Linked DNA regions of Homo sapiens: region 2 is linked to region 1. A link is a loop called in an ENCODE intact Hi-C map of the cell type or tissue named here. Cell type or tissue: IMR-90. All regions are shown on one strand.

Region 1 (8,000 bases):
GCCTGGGAGGGCCTTGGCAACCCTCAGACTCAGTCCTCCTCCCACAGCCGCCCACACATCACCTAGGTGCTCACAAGGGCACATGAAGAATACACTCACCAGCAGCTGAGACACAGGTTTACACTCTTAATTTTTATTTTTTAGAGACAGGGTCTCACTCTGTCACCCAGGATGGAGTGCAGTGGCACAATCTTAGTTCACTGTAGGCTTGACCTTCTGGACTCAAGTGATCCTCCGGCCTCAGCCTCCTGAGTGGCTGAGAACACAGTCATGTGTCATCATGCCTGGCTAATTTAACAATTTTTTTTTTTTTTTTTTGTAGAGAAGGGAGTCTTACTATGTTGCCCAGGCTGGTCTTGAACTCCTGAACTCAAGAGATCCTCCTGCTTTGACCACCCAAAGTGCTGGGATTACAGCTGTGAGCCACCACACCTAGCGTAGGTTTACATTCTTACAGGCCAATCCATATATACCCATACACCCAGGAGCCCCCAGGAGTCTATTATTACCGTGATAACCTGATAACCTTGTTCAGGAACTCATGTGTACACACCTCGCTATGCGTACAGTCATTCATGCATGCTTGCACACCCATGTGCTCACATGCATGCCACCCACTCCTGTTGGCATTTCTCCTAAGCCCCTGAGTCTATGGCAGAAGCATGTCATCTGGGAGCTGCAGGGCATTTGCACCCCATTAAAGGGCTCAATCCCTGTCCCCCCTCAATGGAACTCACCACCCCAGGAGCCCCAGGAAGCCCTGCCTTTTCCCCAGGGTGAGGGCAGGGGGCAGACACAGGGTTTATTAATAAACTTGTTCTTGACTGGAAAGGCCTATGCAGAAGCCCCAATCTCAAGCCAATCAGAGCAGAACTTTCCAGGAATGTCACCCAGAGCAAGCCTTCCTCTGACTCCAAGATTATTTCTCACCCCTGACTTCATCCCCTTGGTGTGTGTGGCTCCTGCCAGGCTCCACTGGCTCTGCCCGGCAGGCCTGCTGTCACCTGGCAGCTGGCATCTACCTTGGCCACTGCCCAGAGAAGGTCACACAGCACATGGGTGGTGGGGCCAGGATTAGAACTGCATTTGCTCTCACTCAGTCTTGCTCCACCCCACTCCTCCAAACAGAGCACAGCTGAGCCTGCTGTGTTGGGAGTGCAGAATGCCCTCGCCTTGATACCCACCCATGGCATCATGACACTGCCCTCCCTCTGAGTGGGGAGGAAGCTGAGAGCCACTGGCCCTGAAGGCAGAGAGCCTGAGCCAATCGGGTTTCTGCTACTTACTGGCCTTGTGACCTTGCACAAGCAGGATTTGACTTGCTTGTGGTTCAGTGTCATCGTTTGTAAAATGAGGATACCACCTGAAGGTAGCTGTGAGGATTAAGAATGTGTGAGGCTGGTGTCTGCTGCAAAGGATTGTACAGGTTGGTAAAGTAAAAGGTGTCTTTGTTCTTGCCTTTATTGCTAATTCCATTCCCATCTTCATCACCAACACCACCTAACACCTCCACTGTCACACCATCATCGCTACTTCCTCCAGCACTGACATAGCTACCATTGCCACCAGCACCATCAGACCACTCCCTCCTCTGTTGCTACTTCCATCACAACCACCATGTTGCTATCACCAATCATCCAATAACAGTTACTCAACACCTACTATGTTCAGGTCACGTGGGTGACTCTTTGTGGATAATCCTGCCCCAGGCCCCCACACTGTTGGGCATGGTCTATATCTCTCACATCCTTTAAGCCCTGCCACACATCCCATCTCCACCAGGAACCCTTCCCTAATCCACCCTGCACTACTCACGTTACTCCCAGACACCGTGGCTCAGCTTCACCTGTCCCTCACTATTTGCTGTGTGTGTGTGCCTCTGTGCACAACCATGCTATTTAAACTACTCTGCGAAGTCAGTCATCACCCAGATCTCCTACACACAGCACAGTGGCTCTGGGTTCCAATCGTGGCTCTGATACCTGACCTTGGACAAGTCACCATACCTCTTTGTGCCTCAGTCTTCTCAGCTGTAAACAGGACTGAATAATATCATGTCTTACAGAGTTGTAGTGAGGATTCCGTGAGATATTGTATTTACTATATAGCACTTAGACTAGAAGCATGCATACAGCAAGTGCTCAATAAACATTAGCTTTTGTTATTTTTATTATTATTATTATTAGTCTCTCCCCCCGCCCCCGCCGCCCCCGACCCCACCAATTTTTGGCACAGGAGTTTACACTACCAATGAGAAAGAATTCACAGGAATGAATGCACTCTGGCTTTCCAATAGAAATATCTTAGGGAAGGGTGGAGCTTTTGGAAAACCGTCTTGTCTCCCTGCCTGCTCATCTGAGCTCTCTGGGTAAGAGGTGGGCTGTGGGTGGGAAGGACCATGCAGGGAAGTTAGAGCCAGACAGAGCTGAGTTTGAATGGCGACTTCACCAGCTGAGTAACCGTGGGCAAGTCACTGAACCACTTTGAGCCTCAGTTTCTCATCTGTAAAGTGGATCTCTGTGCAGGGTCACTATGAGGCAGTCATCTCTGCTGGCTTCTCACTGATTTTGAACGCAAGCACCGCAGACAGCTATGGTGGAACTCAGGACCGGCATACCCTTTGGGCCTCAACCTTCCCATGCACACAATGGACAATCCCAGCAGAATTTGCTTTTCAGAGCCAGTGGGGAAGATGCTGAGAGATCAGAAGTGCTCAGAAAATGAAAACATCCTGGAAAAGTTCCAGAGACAGCATGAATAATGATTAACCCAAGCCAGGCCCAGCTTGGCCTGACCTCAGAAAATCCACGAAAGCTTGAGCTGGGTTCCTGGGGCAGGGCTGAGGGCCAAGGGGAAGGACGGCCAGGGGGCCCCCCAACCACAGACTCAGGGAGGCCACTCTGTACTCAGACTCCCACGTGCATCACGGCATCTTCATTGGAACAGGGAGGGCAGCTGGGACGTGGTAGGAGGGAGTGGCCTGTGAGGCCTACAAGCTTTCCTGGGGTTCTTAGTACGTTGACATCCACACAGCTGCAGCCACCCAAGGATTCCCTCCACCCTCCTCCTATGGTGGCGCCCTGTCCATGAACCCCCAGGGAATAAACAGGGGTAAACAGGGGCAGCAGCCGGCCGACTGCTGTGTACTCACGGCCCACACAATGTAAACTCTCAGGATGTATTTATGTTGTCTGGGCCTGGCCAGGGTCCTCTGCCCAGCTCAGAGGAGTCACGTGTGCAAGGCATCTGGATTCCTCTGTGTGGTGGGTGGGGGAGGGCAGGAAAGGCAGAGAGTTCATGGGGGACAGGGATCAGAGATAGCTGGAGCTGGTGGCCCATGGAAGAAGGCAAGAGCTGCAGGAATGGCGAAGGGGAAAGAGGGGGTGAGCGCTACCGTGCAGTGCTCAGACTGTGTCCTGTTCCTAGAACTGCAGGCCCTTTAGAAGGAGTTGGGCAAGTGGTGGGCAGCTTTCAGTGGCCCCGGAGACTGGATTCACATTTCCGTGCTGCCCTGATTAGGAAGCAAGGCTCATCTCTACTTTCCTACCTCCTCCAGCCTGGGCAGGACTGCCAACCTGGCCCTGCCCACCCGACTGGGAGGGACAGGAGGAACATAACCGTGTGACGAGCATGCTGCTGGGATCTGAACACGTCTCAGGAATGACACCCAGGGAAAGCTATTTTAATCTGGAAAGTCGCCTGCTCCTCCTGCCCACCCAAAATAACTTGGCTCCCGCAGGAACCTGCAACATTGTGGCTTCCACCAGCCCTAATGGAGTGCTCCAGCCCCTGCAGCCCCCATGCCCTCACTGTGGCCAACCCCCTCCTCAGAATGGGCCTCTCCACTCAGATTTGGAGCTCTCTGATGCCAGGTCTGTGTTTTCTCCCTCAGACTGAGGGCTGCCTCAGGGCAGAGGCTGTGTCTCTCATGGATTAGAAACTCCTGGGGTATAAAGATTGCATCTCCCCACTCAGACTGGGAGCTCCTCCGAACACTCAGGTCCCTGGAGTCAGCTTCCTTGGGGAATATGGGGGTGGGGCAGGTGCCAGGTGTCCTTTCCCCCACTTCCAAGCTGTGCTACAGAGGATGCCCTTGTGGAGAAACTGGATCTCCCTCCCTCTGTGGCCACAAATGTGTCTGGCTGATGGGCTCATGTGGGGCCTAGGCTGAGCCCGGCACTGCCAGGCTGCCCTGCTGCTGACCACATGGCCCCCGACAGGAGGGTTCACATGTCCCAGCACCAGCCAGCCACCTGCTGCCTCCTGCCTCCCAAAATAAGAAAGGGCTGGCCTTCTCCCGTTACCGGCACATGCCCCACTGCCCTTGTCCTCGGGACGGGGCTTTCACTGCTCTGCTCCTTTGTGTGGGGTGTTGAGGGGGCAGCCCCTCAGCTCTGCCTGTCCCCAAAGCTGGCGACTGCACGTGGCCAGACGGAGTTGCTCTGTTCCTAGGCTGGATGCAAAATGAGGAGGGGCTCCACTAACTTCAGTGTTCCTTCTAAGGAACCAGTGTCCACTGGTCCTGTGAAGAGGGGCCCTGCACCCCAAATCCTTCCCCTTTGCCAGCACCCATCACAGCCCGTGACATGGAGTAGGGACTGAGGGTGTGGCTGTTGACCCAAGTAATTAACTACTGCTTCCTGAGGGCTGAGAAACTGAGGCTGAGAGTTTGAGAAGACACTCCTTCTAACACACACACACACACACACACACACACACACACACACACACACAGGCACAGACACCTTTTCCATTCATTTCACAAATAATGACCCTTTTCTATTATTTTAATTTTTTATCTTTTGTAGAAATGGGGTCTTGCTATGTTGCCTAGGCTGATCTCAAACTCCTGGCTTCAAGAGATCCTCCTGCCTTGGCTTCCTAAAGTGCTGGGATTACAGACATGAGCTACTTTCCCAGGCTACAAAAAACAACCATTTTTAACTGAGCACTTACTATGTCTGAGGCACTGTACTAGTGCACCCCATCCATTACTGTGTTTAAACATCACAACAGTGGTGTTTAAAGAGAATGGGGCCCAGAGAGGTTAAGTGACTTGCCTAAGGTCACACAGCAAAGAAGTCGAATTGGTATTCAAACCTAGGTTAGAACAGCATTTGTCTTTTTTTAATGAGAAATTTTAAACATTCAGACAAATGGAGAGAGCAGTACAACGAAACTACAAGTACCGATTACCAGAATAGCATAATGAACATTTTGTTTGCCAGATTTGCTTCATCTTTTCTGTGCTGAAATATTAAAAAGTAAATTATAGACATATAGCATGTCACCTCTACTCATTTAAGAATGCATCTCTAAAAAATAAACCAAATTTTCTATATAAACCAGCATGCCATTCTTACATTGAACAAAACAGTTTGCAATATCTAATATGCAGCTCATGTTCAATTCCCCCAATCGGTCCCCCAGATTTTTATCACTCTACCACACTACCATTGAGGAGTGGGCAGATGGGGTTTGGGGAGGTCTCTGCCAGTCTCTGTGCCTCAGTTTCCTGTGGGGACGCAACTCTTACCTTCTCCTCTTTTCCTTGCTGGGGCAAGGTTTCTGGACAGGAGAGTGACGGGGACCCGAGGGACCCTGTGGGGTGCTAGAAGCTGTGAGGGAGGCTCAGGGGAGCCCCTTATCTCCTGGGGTGGTGACCATGGAGTGAGGTGGATGTCCTGATGGGCCAGAGAGGGGCCATGTCCTGGCGGAAGGAACCTCAGCAGGGCTCTCATGCCTGGCCTTCCTGTCAAGGTATGGGCTGTCTCAACCCAGTGAGACCTTGAGCCTGCGACCCCCTACCTCACAGGGGACCCTCTCCACCATGGGCCCACCAGACCAAACAGCCCACCAGCCTGCCTCAGCCAAAACAGGAGCTGAGGAAGGTCAGCTTATCAGGATTCCCTTACTCCCTCACCCCATGGGCCTGCTTTTCAGCCACTATCAGTGTCTGGGGCAAGGGAAGGGGTTGACGGGACAGGGCAAGGCCATTCCCGGGGGTCACTCCTAAATGGAGAGAAATGCTATTTCGCAGGATGTTGGGAGAGTCTGGGGACCCACAGGTGACAACAAAGGGGCCTGCCAAGCAGTGGCCAGTTAGATCAGGGGTCTCTAGGCCTCCTTCCTGTCCCATGCCTGTTCTGTCCTCAGTTCATGGGGTGAGTGAAAGGACCCTGACTTAAGACAGGAGGTGGCTCAGGTGACCTCTTGGTCATCACTCCCTGAATAGGGATTGAGACGTTGAAGGTCAAGTCAGACCAGCCCTGAAGGGGCAGAGCTGAGTCTCCCCTCAGTCTGGGGCCCCATGAGAACAGGGCTGTGTCTCCCTCAGACTGAGGCTCACTGAGGATGGGTCTGTGTCTCCCCTCAGACTGGGGCTCCCTGAGGATGGGGCTGCGTCTCCCCTTGGACTGGGGATCTGTGAGGATGGGTCACATTCACCTTCCCTATCATCATTGCCCCTCAGGGCCCATTCTGCCCTGCTGGGCTGAGTGGGGAGCCCCAACTGAGGATCCCCAGTTCCTCATTGCTCCAGAACCCAGGGCAGGGCTGAGAAGAGAATGAGTTGGTTTCACCTTACTAAGAGGGGAGAGGAAATGGAACAATTTGGTGAGAGCCCACTGCTGGATGGGTTACAGAACCTGCTCCCTCTAAAGGATTTGGGCATGGAGGCAGAAGATGGAAGAGACAGCTTCCTCCTGGGCTCCCCCTTCCTTCTCTAGAACACCTCATCATCTACACTTCTTGTAAGATGCTCCTAGACACTCCTAGGCTCAGGAGCCAGGAGGTGGCTCCCAAGGGGCCCTCCACGGGCTCTTGAGCAAGCTCCTTCCCCTGCGCCCTAGTACCCAGCCTTGGACTTGCTGGGCAGAAGCAAAAGAGAGGGCTTAACCTTGAGTAGGGGCTGAGGGGAGCAGGAAGAACATGTTCCAGGGAAAACATGGAGCAAGGTTGCCAGATAAGCATGGGAGGGGGAGAGGTGGCAGGATGGGAAAAGGGTCTTCAGGAGCTCCCCCAGGCCCAAAGCTCCAAAGCCACTGACCGCTGCCCTAAACTGGACCCTAACAGGGTCTCCTTTGAGAAGGCTGCCTGACTGAGGAACTCACTCCCTTTCTTCTCCCAGGAGCCCTGAGTGTCTGTGCATCCCCTACCAGGCATCAGCCTCTCTCCCAAGAGCTCAAACACCATGCATAAGTCCTCTTGGTCCTCCCAAAGTACCTGTCAGTGGGTTTGCACACAGCAGGCACTTGATAGAGACAGTTGGCTGGAAGCTCGAAACAGAACCCTCTGATTGCAGCCTTTGCTATCCTGAGCCAAGTGCTCAGGGAGATTACCCTTTATCAGCACGTCCCTCCTCAGGAGTACCCGCAACCTGCCCTGTGCACTTCTGCTCAGCAGACCCTATCACTCTGTTCTCTTGGGTGGTTGTTCCGTGAGACAGGAGTACAGCTGGAGAGCCTAGGGGCTGAGAGCAAACGGAGCCTCAGTCTCAGAAGGGAGACATGGCCTGTCCTCAGGGATCTCCAGTCTGAGGGGAGACGCAGCCCCATCCTTAGGGAACCCCAGTCTGAGGAGAGACTTGGCCCCATCCTCAGGGAGCCCCAGTCTGAGGGGAACACACAGCCCCTTCCTCAGCATGCTCACAGTCAGTAAGGGAGAGCTATCCCTCCGCCTGCACTCACTGTCAAAGCAACATTGAGAATGGCCAGAGGAGAAGGGTTAATGGCTGAGGGCTCCCACATCAGCCCTCTCCAAGTTCCTGACACATTTCTGCCCTGTCAGGATCAGGGTGAGCTGAGTCCCTGCTCAGACTCATATAGACTTATTTTCACCTCTCAGAGCGAATATCAGGAAAGCCTGGGGTTTCTTTCACCTCTTGGAAGATTTTTTGTGGATGAACTGAGCCCCATGCCTGGCACAACTAGATGTGTCACTGGCAGCCAATTGACTCTCCGTCTTCTTTCAGCTGAGCTTACCTCAGCCATATGCCTTGA
Region 2 (8,000 bases), 200 kb after region 1:
AATGTGCATTTTGGAAACCCTACCCCAAGGTCAGCAAGCTAGATATAGTGCCATTGTACAGGTAGGGACACTGAGGCCCAGAGAACAACCAAGAGCTGCCTGAGGTCACAGGGCTGGTTGGTGACAGAGCCCCAGCCAGAGCTCTGGGGTCTTGGCTCCCAGAGAATTGTTTCCACTGGAAGTTTCCAGAGCCTGAGGGACTCGGAGATAGCTGCCTGCAGAATGAGGACTGGGGAAGAGAATTCCCACCGGCAGGTCATCAGGGAGGAGGAGACGGATGTTTACTGAGGCTCTCTCAGAGCTTCTGCAGGTAGCAGCAGTGAAGGCTATGCTAAGCCTGTGGAAAAGGTCAGCCTTGAGGGTCAGCGCCAGGTCCTCCAGAGCACGATGAAAAGGAGAAAGGGGAGTGGCCTGGCTACAAGGTCACATGGACTCAATCCAAAGGAGGCTCCCAGTCTGATGGGGGAGACACTGCCTGTGCCCTCAGAGAGCTCCTAATTTGTTTCAGATCTCTGCTGCAGGCAGAAAGTGAGGACAAATCCAGAACGAGGGCCCACACACAATGTCTACACTGGATACCTCAGCAGCAAAGCAGTGAGAAGGCTGGGGAGGAGGAAGGGGAGCAGCAAAGCAACTGAGAACTCGCAAGAGGGAGGTCCAGCCACTCCATCCAGGCAGGGTTGCCAGACAAAGTACGGGATGCCCAGTTAAATTTGAATTTCACACAAACAATGAAAATTTAATGGGGCACCTCGTGTTTTTATTTGCTGCATCTGACAACTTACTTCTAGGATCTTCCCTCCTCAGACCCAGAAGGCCAGCTGACCAGAGAGGCCTGAGGCCCATGCAGGACTAACAGACAGCAGGAGAAACTGAGGAAGAGCTTCATGTCCAGGTACCTGGTATTGACCCAGGGTGAGGGTGAGACAGAGATGAGGGGCTCTGGGACCCCCCATCCCCTAGAAGGTAGTCCTCAGATCATGGATACCTCCTTCCCACCTTCAGAGAGGGAGAGAGGATGGTCTGGGATGCAAGAGATAGCCTTTGGAGTGGACATGTAATGGTGGGCGAGGGAAGAAATGGCTTCCTTTGCCCCCTCCCAGCAGCCACCCATTCAAGATAAGCAAGACTCCAGGGACACTTCCTGTGAAGCAAACGCCAACGGCCGGCACACCACTGGCATCTGGGGGCCGGGGTGGGAGAGAGGCAGTTTCTCCGAAGTCATGGGGCCTGGAGGAGGGTTTTACCAGCATCGAGCTGAGCCCTTCCCCTCACCCCCATGTCTCTTCTGCCCCCTTTCCCCACTGCGTGCCCTCCACCCACCACCAGCACCACCATTTGGGTTTTTACTATGGCTGCCAGAGACTTAGGCAGTGTCAAGGGTGTGGCTGGGGTCACCACAGTCACAAGGAAAGGGGATGAGCCCCGCTGGCCTCAACAAGAAGGCATTCCCTGGGCTCCCATAATCTTTGCCAGCAAAATGTACCCTTCCCCAGTCCCCAGAATGGGGGGTAAGCACTAGGACTTGGGGAGTGGGGCACAGAGCAATGCTGGGGATGCAGCCAGGAGCCGAGCCTGGGGCCACATCCTGGGAAGGGATTAATTGTAGGCCTGAGACTCTGTGCCCAGGGCTTAGGGCCCTGTGCCCTGCCTGCACCTCATTACGAGAAGGAAAGGAAAAGTTGTTTCCATTTTTCCTTGTGGGTTTCTGCACTGGCTGTTGCCACACCAAGAGAATGAACCATCCCCAAAAAGGCTCGGCATTTTAGATGGTTCATCTAAAGGGATCCGTAGATCCCTTTCTCCCCAAGGGAGAAGGCCCAAGGTCATACCCTCACCATCAGGGAGCACACGGGCTAATCAGAGAGAATTTGTCCCTGCTCTTGGGGACCCTGACAGGGTGAGGTGACTAATGTTCATTTATTCATTCATTCTACAAGTACCATATTTATTGAGCCCCTTAAGAGGGGACTGGGGGTGGGTTTTACCAGCATCCAGCTGAACTCTTCCCCTCACTCCAGGTCTCTTCTTCCCTCCTTCCCTTTTAAGTGGCAATCACTGTGTGTTCATTGTCTAATATAATCCACATCAACACCTGGGAGGTAGGTGTTGCCATGTCCATTTTACAGAGCAAGACAATGAGCCCCAGAGAGATCCAGCAACTTGCCCAAGGTCACAGAGCTAGAAAACTCTACTGATGTCAAAAGTAGAGCTCAGCTCTGTCCGATTTCAAATCCTCTCTTCCTACATCCTTGTGCCAAATCACGACGACAATAGCTAACCTTTATCGGGCCCTTATTGCATGCCAGTCATCCTCCTATAACCATCTGCATTTCCCTGAGCACCAGCACTCTCAGCTCTAGTATGGGGACACTACTGCCAATGTCTGGTGTGGGGAGGATGACATGATCATATGTACACGAAACACTGTGAAATAGATATCATGGTGCCTGTTTCAGAGATGGCAAGTGAGATGCAGAAAGGTAATTGTCCTAAACATAGCTGAGAAGCTGTCGGAGCTGGGGCTGTGTTTGGGGTTTGGGTTTTGGACCTCGGGGCTCAGAAATTGCAGCCAGGATTTGAACCCAGGCAGTCAGGCTGGGCCAGGCCAGAAGTGACCCAGTGTTATCAATTCTGGGCTGCCACACAGAAGACTATTAATAGCCATGAGGTGTTTATTGCTGAACAGTCAGCAGTTCCCAGAGGGCAGCTCTGGGTCATGGGACCGCAGCCAGGTCAGCCCCCAACCCCCAGCCCCATGGGGGCTCGTCCCGAGATGCTGGCTCCCCCAGCTGGGCCTCACCCAGCCCCTAGGAACCCTTACCCAACCAGGCGGCTGCCCCGTGACTGGCAATAGTGACCCCTGTCACACTTGTGTGTGTGCGAGCCCGTGTGGATGTACCCGTGTGAAAGAAGATCTATAGTAGGAGTCTCGCTCCAGAAGCGAGGACGCCTCAGGAGGGCATCTGCTGGGGCCAGACCTTCCCCACCAGTCCCAGCCTCAGGGGCCCAGCAAGCCCTGCCATCCTCTCTCTATCTCAGGCTGGCCAGGAGAGCAGCTGGGAGGGAACCCTGGGGAGTGAAGTAGGGGAGACCTGGGGTGGGGGTGGAGATGCCTTTGGGAGCCAAAAGCAAACACCCTCCCTGAATATTTCCCCAGAAGACATCCTCTTGTGGCCTCCCCAGGAGATGGCAGCTCCCAGCTCTCCAAAGTCCCAGGGAAGGGCTTCTCCCCTGCCTGGGTCCCAGAGGCCCTTCCATACCTATACCACAAATCATTTCACCTAAACATCCTGGAACAGACAGGTTTCCACCTTGAGGGAGCTTCTGAAGACAGCCCTGGGGGCATCCGTCCACTGCAGCCTGGCCCAAGCAGCCCTGCCCAGCCTCAGCATTTCTTGCCCAGAGCACAGCTGTGTGTATAAGGGTGGACATCCGGCCTCCTCCATCAGACTGGAGGTTCCCAGTGTGTTTGGGGGACCTAAGAGAAGATTGGCCATGCATTCTGCTCCTGTTCATTTGTTCATTAATTCTACAAATACTCATGCAAGCCCACCTTGTACCTGGTCCTGGGTTCAAAGCCACAGGGCATCATCCCTACCAGGAAGGGCTCTCCACACCCTCTTTTCCCTTCAGTCCAATCCCTTTCTCTCACTGCTGGGCTCCAGGGCTGAACCTGCCCTGGCGTGCCTCACTCCTCAGCAGGAGAGTAAGGATGCATGCTTGCAAAAATGGTTATAAAATCCAGCCAGACCATTTCAGGTTTTTTTAAAAAGTGGGAAAAAAGCCCCACAAACAACCAAAATGTACTAAAGGGGGCACTCAGAGAGGAAAAAGCATTGGCATGGAGACTAGAATAACAACAAGATGATAATGACTTTTTTTTTTAGGACATCCTATGTACCAGTCACTTCATGAGGTACTTTTACATGTCAATGTCACTTCAGGCCCTCAAACTCCATCATGTAGGTGTTACTGTGCCCATTTTAGATGAGAAAGTTGAGGTGCAGGCAAGTAATTTCTCCAGTGGCAGACCCAGGATTCCAATCTAGATCTGTCAGAAGTCTTGATGGGACTTAGGGCGGCCCAGATTAGGCTCTGCAGAGGCATCCAAAGAGAGGTCCCTATGGCCGGGCCTCACAGGGCATCACCTCCTCAGAAGCTTCCAGCCCCAGGACAGCTGGATGAGCTACAGACAGGGAGTAGGGGAACAGTCTTCCTGCAGGAAGTCTGAGGAGCTGATGAACAGGGTTCTCAGGCCTCTCCAGGAGAGGAGACAGGAGAAGCCCAGGAAAGGGACATGTGCTAGCATCTGCTCCACTTGGAGCCAGACCCAGGGACCGTCAGGGGATGTGTGGAGAAAATCAGGGCCCAGGCTGGTGAGCCACGCATGGCTGATGACAAACACAAGAGAAGCCCTGTGAGCATTGTGAATGCGCACCGAGAGTGGAGGGAAGGATGGGGTACCAGCATCCGGTGACTCCGAACAGTGCAACAGCCAAATGGTGGCAGGGTGGTGCCTTCCCGAAACTAGTATCCAAAGAAATGTCTGATGGCAGAAGCTCTGTCTCCTCCCTCAGATTAGATACTCTGTAAGGACCGGGAGCATCCTGAGGGCCAGGGCCATGTCAATCCTCCTTGAGACTGGGAGCTCCCTGGGAGCAGTACTTGCACTTCCCTCATAGAGAGACTAACTCCCCAAAGGCAAACGCAGCCTTTGAAAATCTTTGTCAGATCCCGGCCCCCTCTTGTCCTGGGAGACTCAAGCCCAGCCTTGCACCATAGGCACCTGTGCCTAGTGGGCCCTTTCCTCTGACTCACTGCTCCCTGGGTTCTAGCTCTTCCCCTTCCACGTCACCCCTTCTGTTCCTTCTCAGCAGATGCTCAGTCAAGCCCTGTCTTTGCCTTGCATTTTCCTTTTCTAGGCAGATTATAAATATTTACTGATTCCTTCCCTGCCCTCCCCTAGTCCCATGTCCTAATGGACAATGTCCTGCGGATGTAGCTGAATTATCTCTCTCCCAGCAACTCTGAAGCCAACCTGATGGAGCCTTCCAAGGGTCAGCCCATCCATCCCCCACCTCTAGGCTGGCTCATGCTAAAGCCCCTCCTAGTAAATGAGAGACCATCCCTGCACCAGGGCATAGTACATATGGCTGGTATTCCATAAACGCTGGAGGATGGAAGGAAGAAGGGAAGAAAAGGATTCCACAGTCTTTTCCTCCAAATCCCTCATGCTGTGCTCTCTGGCAGTTCTTCTCATCCTCTATCCTCTATCCCCCATGCTGTAGGTGAGGCCCACTTTCTCTTGGTAAGACTCCAGTACAACCAAGTCACTCTCCTCACTCTAGAAATTAGGACAATATTTTGTCCTGCCTGGGTCAGCCCTTACCCTGACTTCTCACCAAACTTACCACCATGGCAGATGCCTGGTCTCTGATTCCCTTATAAACACACCCTTCTTTCCTTGAACATCCCTCCATCCACTTCATGAATACCAGTTAAACCTTATGGATGGGAAGGGACAAACACCCTAATGCCAAGGAAATGACTGTTTTGTTAGATGGCTCAGTTATTATTGAGGAATAATAACCACCCCAAAACTTAGTAGCTTTAAACAACACAGTGCATACATTTGCTTACAACTCACTAAACTGGGGCAGGGATGGCTTCTCTCTACTTTATGTGTTGTTGGCTAGAGTGGCTCACCTGGCGCTAGGGAATCCAAAGTGACTTCACTCACATGTCTGGTGCCTCAGCTTCAGGTGGTTGGAACAGCTGGGAGTTGGCTGAGCCTCTCTCTCTCTCTCCATCTCTGTCTCTCTCTTCCTCTATCTCTCTGTTTCTCTTCCCCTATCTCTCTCTGTCTCTCCACAGTCTCTCTCTCCAGTAGAGTATTTGGACAGTTATAGCCTGGCAGCTGCCTTACAAGAGGACAAAAATTGACACTACAATGCCTAGACCTGAAAGTCCCAGAATATCTCTCTTGTGTTGCATTTTTATTCAAAGCAAGTCATAAAGCCGGCCCAGATTCAAAAAGAGGAAAAATAGACTCTACTTCTTGGGGGGCAAAGCACGTGGGCACAGGGATGGAAAGAACTGTTGACAGCCATGTTTGCACACTGGCCACCACAATGATCCTAACACACGAAATTGATCCAGAATCACCAAGTTTTGTATGGATCCACCCGTCAGCCTTTCAGTTCTTGTGGGAGGGAGGAGAGTGGGCCAGCAGGCTCTCTAAAGGCCTTTCAGGGCCGGGAGCAGGATGGGCAGCTCCTTGGAGAAGGGAGAGTCTCAGGCTAGACAGAGGAGAAGGAGCACTGGGTAGCTCCAGAGGAAACAGTGGCTAGACCAGGCGGTGTGAGTCCCACAGAGAGGAGATGATCTGGGAAGGCAGGGTAGGCCCTGGGACTTGCTTAGGTCTGGAGAGATCCTTGGGAATGGCTCCAGGGGGGTATCTGGGCAGGTCTTATACAACTGGGGGAGGTGGCATTTTCATGTTCTCCTTCTTTTCTCCGTGGTCTGTTTCAAGGCTGTTTCTCTCATCTAAGGCCGTGTGTTGCAATCTCTTGCATGCTTAGGTTTCCGATCTTCCACTGACGAGCCCCAGCCCCTGGAGACATCTCTTGCTTGCCTTGCCTTGCCTTACCACACTTGGGGAAGTCTGGATTTCAGCCCTGGGTTTGGCCAGCACTACATCCTCCCCCTGTCCCACTTTTCTTCTTCCCTGTTTGTATTGAGTCTAGACGATTCATTTTTATTTGTTGATGTCCTGCCCTAGCCTGAGGCAGCTGTGGTGTGGTAAAAAGAGCACTAGATTTGGAGTCAGAAAAGCTGGTTTAAATTCTGGCTTGGCCATTTACTGGCTGCGTGTAAATTCGGGCAAGTTATTTACCTTCTCTGAGCCTCCTGCTTCTCATCTGCCAAGCAATAATAATGAGCCCCATCCCCAGGGTGGCTAAGAGGAGACGGTACTGGCACTGACAAAGAGGCCTCTGCTGTAATCCCTACCAGCTGACTTTGAGTTCACTTCTTCTAGACAATCCCCACTTAAGTCCCCACCTGTCCAGCTAACCCTCACCAACAACTCCTGGCACCTCTGTAGAAATCCTGTACTCACCTCCGTAGTCTTGGGATGAAACCTTCAGGTCCAGGCCTCAGTTTCAACAATGTCAGTCATTTAACAAATGTTTATTGAGCATGTACTGTGTTCCAGGAGCTGGAGATACATTGAACAAAACAGACAAAAATCTCTTCCTTCATGGAGCTTGCATTCTAGTTGGGGGAGACAAACAAAGGGGGGAGTACATTTTAAAGCTATTCTGTCTGAAATGGTAGCCACTAGCCATGTGTATATTAAGCACTCGAAACGTGGCTACAACTAATTGAGACATGCGATAAATATAAAACACCCACCAGATTCAAAGATTTATTTTTTCTTTACACCCAATTTCTGCCCTTGGACAGACGCAAAGACTTAGTACCAAAAGAGTATACAATTTCTCATTAATAGGCTGGGCGCAGTGGCTCATGCCTGTAATCCCAGCACTTTGGGAGGCCGAGGCAGGTGGATCATCTTAGGTCAGGAGTTCAAGACCAGCCTGACCAATATGGTGAAACCCCCATTTCTACTAAAAATACAAAAATTAGCCAGACGTGTTTGTGTGCGCCCATAGTCCCAGCTACTCGGAAGGTTCAGGCAGGAGAATCACTTGAACCCAGGAGGCAGAGCTTGCAGTGAGCTAAGATTGCACCACTGCATTCCAGCCTGGGTGACAGAGCAAGACTCCATCTCAAAAAAAAAAAAAAAAAAAAAAAAAAAAAAAAAAAAACTCATTAATAATGTTTCCATTGATTAGATCCTGAAGTGATATTCTAGATATGTTGGAGCTAAAATAAATTATTAAAATTAATTTTACCTTTTTATAGCTTTCGAACTCTGGTGCCTGGAAAATTTTAAACTCCATAAGTGGCTCACACTATATTTCTGTTGGGTA

What was found. A loop is a pair of places that touch in the nucleus more often than their neighbours do. Peaks named below come from ENCODE experiments on the same cell type or tissue, not always from the same donor. Only the 100,000 strongest peaks of a DNase experiment are listed, where the experiment ranks them.
Region 2: a loop joins it to region 1, with 2.3 times the contacts of the local background. A loop is called at or near these places in 3 of 110 quality-filtered maps.

What each region holds. Positions count from the first base shown.
Region 1 is chr6:43,986,020-43,994,019 of GRCh38, reverse strand. It overlaps LOC124901321 (a long non-coding RNA gene), which reads right to left and starts at 3,193. Exons shown (of 2, transcript XR_007059591.1): 1 at 3,152-3,193. RefSeq lists enhancers at 1-103, 3,555-4,064. In IMR-90, no CTCF peak of the experiment used is centred here; a DNase peak (open chromatin) is centred at 3,079; H3K27ac peaks cover 1,666 bases; H3K27me3 peaks cover 907 bases.
Region 2 is chr6:43,788,791-43,796,790 of GRCh38, reverse strand. No RefSeq gene overlaps it. Among named protein-coding and RNA genes, the nearest start is that of VEGFA, 23 kb to the right of the region's middle. In IMR-90, no CTCF peak of the experiment used is centred here; no DNase peak of the experiment used is centred here.